2 separate regions of the Mus musculus genome follow, and region 1 is linked to region 2. Evidence: chromatin loops called from intact Hi-C (ENCODE). Cell type or tissue: heart. All regions are shown on one strand. Each heading gives the region's core, and the rest is flanking DNA. Links, peaks and the distances in the headings are about the cores only. Region 1 holds the start of Nap1l1 (nucleosome assembly protein 1-like 1). Region 2 has its middle 17 kb from the start of Gm29916.

The links. Hi-C counts contacts between places; a loop is a spot of excess contacts. Peaks named below come from ENCODE experiments on the same cell type or tissue, not always from the same donor. Only the 100,000 strongest peaks of a DNase experiment are listed, where the experiment ranks them.
Region 1: it touches region 2 in a loop (2.7-fold over the local background); 4 of 42 quality-filtered maps call a loop at or near these places.

What each region holds. Positions count from the first base shown.
Region 1 is chr10:111,471,746-111,474,657 of GRCm38, reverse strand. It overlaps Nap1l1 (nucleosome assembly protein 1-like 1), which reads right to left and starts at 1,431. Exons shown (of 16, transcript NM_015781.5): 1 at 1,307-1,431. In heart, for the core only: a CTCF peak has its summit at 1,422; a DNase peak (open chromatin) is centred at 1,517; H3K4me3 peaks cover 2,002 bases; H3K27ac peaks cover 1,744 bases.
Region 2 is chr10:111,098,710-111,101,621 of GRCm38, reverse strand. No RefSeq gene overlaps it. Among named protein-coding and RNA genes, the nearest start is that of Gm29916, 17 kb to the right of the region's middle. In heart, for the core only: CTCF peaks have their summits at 1,142 and 1,358 (motif pointing right); a DNase peak (open chromatin) is centred at 1,361; H3K27ac peaks cover 986 bases.

The sequences.
Region 1 (2,912 bases), core at 109-2,608, 370 kb before region 2:
CACAGAAAAACCCTGTCTGGAAACCACCACCCCCACCCCATCCCGCCCCCCCCAAAAAAATCAAAAAACAAAAAAATGTAAATTTTAGGCACTCCTCTAATCCAAAGTATTCTTTGGATATTAAGTTTGGGAAGGTGTTTTGATGGCGTCTATTTTCAAAAGTGGTAAACTTTATGTTGGCTCTCCTGAAATTAGAGGTGTTGGGAAAGTCTTTAAAACGTTTCTCATTTTGGAATTTAGAGACAGGAGACAGTCTGAAGTAGTTAGCCCTGGAAGATAGCCTGTATGCCTGGTGCATCCTTTTAGTCTGGGAAGCCCTGCCCTCTGGACAGGACCTGTCTCCGCCCTCCCTCCGATGCCACTCCTGAGATCTTTACAGAAATGTGGCGCACTGAGCTTGGTCAGTATATTATTAATGCCTTGTTCCACCCCATGGTCCTTCCACTTCATCCCTAGTGAGAATTCTGGGGGGAGGGAGGGGGTGCTGCCTGAAGGGAAGAACCACGCTGTTGGTCTATTAAACTCGAACCCCACTCCCCACCCCCAACAAGCCAGCCCTTCTTAGTTTTCGTCTCAGAACCATCTGGAGGTTTAAGGAGACTAGGATTAAGTCTCTCCACACAAATATACCCCGGCCACGTTACCCATCGAAGTTCTAACTGTACCTGTGAGACACAAAACAAGATCTTTTGTTAAAAAAAAAAAAAAAAAAAAATAGCTAGGCTGAACGCTTTGCACGTGTTAACCCCTTATAACCCTGGCGGTGGAGGCTGCTCGCCCCTCCATCCTCCCATCCGCTAGCACAGTTCCCTCCAGGAAGACCCAGGGAGCCGGTGAGACCGTGGCGGGACTGGTACTCGTGGCGACCCCTCCTCCTCCTCCAACTCCGACGGAGGTGTCGGGTGGGCCCCGGCAGGGGTCTCCGGCCGCCCGCGGCGCGGTCCCCACGTGCCCCGGCTCCTGCGCGCCGAGGCCGCGCGGCCTGCACAGCCCCTCCCTGCGGGCGGAACTCGCGCGGCCACCGTTCCTTCCATGTCCCCCATCCCCGCGGCCCGCCTCGCCGGGGTTGCCCTCGCGGTGGGCTCCACCGAGGCAGAGGCGGCCGGGCGACCCAGGGCGCCCCGCGGCGTGGCCTCCTCCTCCTCCTCCGCTCTCCCGCGGCCTCGCCGTCCCGCGCGCCCCGCAGCCGCCGGCGCTCCCCGGGGTCCCTCAGGCCGCATGGCCGCTCCGGAGCGCTCACCCCGCGGCCTCAGCCCGACACCTCGCAGGCCCCCGCCACCCGGCCCTCCCGGCCCCCAGCCGTTACCGTTCCAGGAGGCTCGGACGCGGAGCCGGGCGGCGGGAGCTGCGCAGGCAGTGACTCAGGGCGGCGGCAGCGGCGGCGGCGGGAGGAGCAGGAGGCGGCGCCGCGAGCAGATGGCGCTAAAAAAGACCCGAGAGCCCGCCGCTCGCGCTCATATACAATTAGCGTCAGCACGTAGGGCTGCTCCGACGCCCTCCCCCTGGCCTCGGCGTTGCGTAGCAACGGGAGCGGGAGGCGGGCCTGGGCCTTGTTGCCTGGTTACAGAGCCGTCCTTCTTCCCCGGCACCTTAGGCTTCCCGCCTGTGGCGGTCTTGTGCTCGCCATCTCTTCTCCCTTCTACGCTGCGATGGAAATCCCAATCCCACAGCGACGACCCATAGGTCCCGCTCCTGGTTCTCCTTGCCCGCCTGGGTTAGGGACACAGCCTAGTGGCAGGCTTGCAGTATCCTGGCTAGGATTCCCATCCGCATCCAGACCTAATCCCAGCACGCCTCTCCCCTCTCCCCACCCCCTTCTCCTCTGAAACCATTTTCCCACTCTAGCTGAGAACTAACAACTCTTTTCTTGTGACCACCGCGGCAGCGTCTTCGGCTGGTTTTGCTTCTAACTCGGGGCGCCTCTACGCCTTTTAGGGTGTTCCACATCACGTTTACCTGATACACAACCCTTCATCTCTGCTTTAGTTCATTTGATGGAAGTAAAGAGCGTATTTTTGCGTATTACTGCTTTATAATGAAAATAATCAGCATACCAATTTTTCATCTTCCTGAAAAAGTAAATCAACCCTTAAGCTCATGAAATCTTGCAGCTATTTTTCAGTTGACTACAAATCACCTGTTCTGTTAACTATGTTTGGTGCTTTGGGGTTTTGTTTTTTAGGTAGGGCCACAGTGAGGCCCTGCAGGTATCAGATTTTAAATCTTTCAGAGAGTGGCTATGTGCCACAATTTGAGATCGTCAAATCAAACAGCTGTGCTCCAAGTGTGGTCTTTATGGTGGGAGGTTAATCTGTCTATAATACTAAGGCACTGTCTACATTTTACATTCCCATCCTCCCACAAGCCTTCACTGGAGTCTTCCAGACACTACAAGTCGTGAGATAGGGCAACATTGGAAATACAAACAGACAGACAGGAGAATCTGGTTATCTGTTGTGAAATCAGGCATGGAAGAACTTGGCAAAAAGTAGTATGTGCATACAAAAGGCTATGTGCTAGTATTTTAGTGAAAGAATAACTACTCTTTGAGTCCTTTGGATGTAGCTCATTTGGTAAGAGTGCCTGCCTAAGATGCATGAAGGCCCCAGGTTCAAACCACAGCATCACATAGCCCACACATGGCTTCATTTCTGGAGTTGCACCCCTGCAGAGATAGAGGCACAGGGATAAGGAATTTAGGGTCATAGAGAGTTCCAGGTCAGCGCGGAATATTTAAGGCCCTGTAGCAGAAAAAAAAAAAAAATCACTGTTAATTTCCAACAAGATAACTATCAGTATCTGGAATGCACACAAAGGTCTCTGGGGGAAAGTGGAGTGTGGTGTCACACACCAGTTAAGCCAGAACTCTGGAGATAAAGACAGGAGGATTTTCAACTCTACTGCAGCCTGGC
Region 2 (2,912 bases), core at 284-2,783:
CAAAGATTACTATTCAAGGACAGATTACAGACTGGGCAAAGCCGGAACACGCGAGCATCAGGATTGCAACTTCTTACCTGTTTAGCCCAACCCGGAACCTTGTGCGCTTCCTGTGTGAGCATTTGGAAACCAAGTGTCAGGTGTTTGCAAGTGGGATTCCAGAAAACTGATTGTGCTTCATAGCTTGGCCAACACTGTTTTTTCCATTAATAAAGTTTGGGAGAGCAAAAGAGAAGGAGAGGAAAAGGGGGAGGAGAAGGAGGAGGAGGAAGGAGAGCAGGTGGGAGGCAAAGGAGGAGGAGAGGGAGGAGGGGAGGAGTGAGAAGAATAGGAGGAGAAAGAGGAGAAAAAAGGGGGGAAGGGGAAGAGGAAGGAGAGAAAGAGAAAGGAGGGGGAGAGAAAAAGGAAGGAGGGGAGAAGGGAAAGAGGGAGAAGGTTGTTCTATGTAATTTGTGTAGTTCTGCATTACCCCTCTCCTTCAGGGGTTCTCTTTCTATAAGCAACTTGCCTATTTTTTTTTTTAATGTATCCCTTAGCGAGACCCAGCAGTGTTAGATTAAATGTTGCTTGCTGTTCTCTGTGTTGGTAACTTCCATTTCCAATAAATTCTCTCCCCCTCCTGCCTCTGTATTTCTGGTACTGGCTTTATTCTGTGGTAGAAATCGTGTTGGGGGCAGAGTGCAAACCCTTCCTTTGGTACATGAAAGGGCCGGCCATTTTCTACTCACTCTGAAGGGGAGCTGCATTCAAGCACGCATGCCCGGGCCTAAAATGTCAGTGCTTTGCCATGCAGATTTGTGCACACACGAAAAGGAATTCAGTTCACCTCAGGGTTGTAATTTAAATAATCGAACCACTTTTTTTTGCAGTTCATTGACTATAGTCCCCCCAAAGCCCTGTGAAGATGTTACACCCTATTTTAAGACATAATATAAGATATCTTAAAATAAAATCACACTTACAAACCACTTTGTAAGAATTGCACAATCAAAGCTTAAGGTATGCTGAAGTCACAGCTTTCTGAAAATCACTAATAATTCCCTTTTATCCTATGCAAAATGATAGTGATACCAGGATTTGTGAAACATGTATTCATGACACATGTACTTCTATATTGTGATGCTTATCTTGAGGTGTCTGGAAATATACAAAAATTGGACTATAAATTGGAGTGCTCTACCTTAGATCAATATTATGGCCATCTATCTATCCAGATATAAATAATACACGTCAAGTGTTTATTTGGGGGGGCCATAGGCCAGACATTTAAAAACTGCAGTTACATGACCAGTATATATAGAAGAATCTTGCTGGAATAAATACAATTACAGGGAAAGTCAGATAGTTCCCCATCCTGGCCAGCAGGTGGCACTAGAGCAGCTTCGATGTCAAACCAAACAAAGGGAGGAAATAAATGCCAATCAAATCCCAACTGCCTTTTGTTGAAAACCAGGCAACTCAACTGCTTGTTTATATTTGAATATGTCTTATTTGCCTTCCTAAGTCGATTGTTGCTTGAACTGATGGACACTTTAGGCTCAGCTAAACACTGATCGGAACCTTCCTGTGCTTTGGATTCCTTCCTAAGAACGAATATAAAAATAATTTGTACTTTATCGATGCCTACAGGCATGGAAATGCATCAGTACTGAACACAGTCAACAAATGTCAGTCATTTTAACTCTACACAATGACCACCAGGTGCACATAGCAGGAAATGAAGGGATGTGGATGCAGAAATGAATGGGATGCTTACGGACCTGGTTGGTGTTTATAATTCAGAGGTTACTATGTATCAAAACACCCACAAAACAGACAGATACAAAAACAACCCTTTACAGTGGCAATATGACTTTTTTTGTTTTTTTCTTAAATAGGTTCTCATGTTGCCCAGAACAGCCTCAAGCTCGCTTATTATGCTAAGGCTGCCGTCTTGATCATCCTGCCCGGCCTCCCAAGTGTGGGGACTGTAGCCATGCAGGCAGGCAGCTCTGGCAGTGCAGTGATTCTTAATAAGTATATAACCTCAAAAGATGGTTGAAATGGCAACCTGTTTCATTATCTTCTTTTTGCTAAGAAATGTCAGCCTCAGTGGTTTCAACCCTATTCATACACAGATACAAAAGACTTTCACAGCCCTTCTCTGGCTCTCTTGCTCTCTTCCCCTCTTACCCCTCTGTTTCTTCTCTCTCCACCCCTCCACCCCCACACATGCTCATGGCTGGCCTCTACTCCTCTGCTCTGTGTGTGTGTGTGTGTGTGTGTGTGTGTGTGCCTCTCTTTCTCTGCCTTTCTCTGTCTCTACTACCCCCTCAACTCCCCTCCCCATGCCCTAAATAAACTCTTTTCACTACTATAGTCCTGTGACTGGTCCCTCAGGGGGAAGGGATGCCTCAGCATGGGCCTCGCAGAAGCACACCCCCACACCATACTGTGCCTCCACCAAACATATCCCTGGTGTCTCTTTCTTTTTTATAAAACACAACGACAGTATCAAAACTACAGTTGCAAAATAGCACCAAATAATTTGTAGCAAACAATACATTTATGGCTGGGGGTCACCACAACATGAGGAACTGTATTAAAGGGTCCCAGCATTAGTGGTTGAGAACCGCTAATATTTAAGATGTTAGGGTGTGAGAAGTCAAGGGTTCACGAGTAGCTACATTGTCCCCTGCCAGAACTTTCAAACAAGCGCTCAAAACTATCCATATTGGACAAACTCCCCAAAACTCAATGGCCTGGGGGTGTAACTCAGTTGCTGGAGTGGTTGTATGCCTTGGATTCTATCTCTAGCACTTCATAAACCAGGCATGGTGGTGCATACCTGTAGTCCCAGCACTTGGGAGTTGGAGGCAGGGGTATCAGGAATTGAAGGAAACCCCTGGCTGCGTAGGGACCTAGAGGACAGC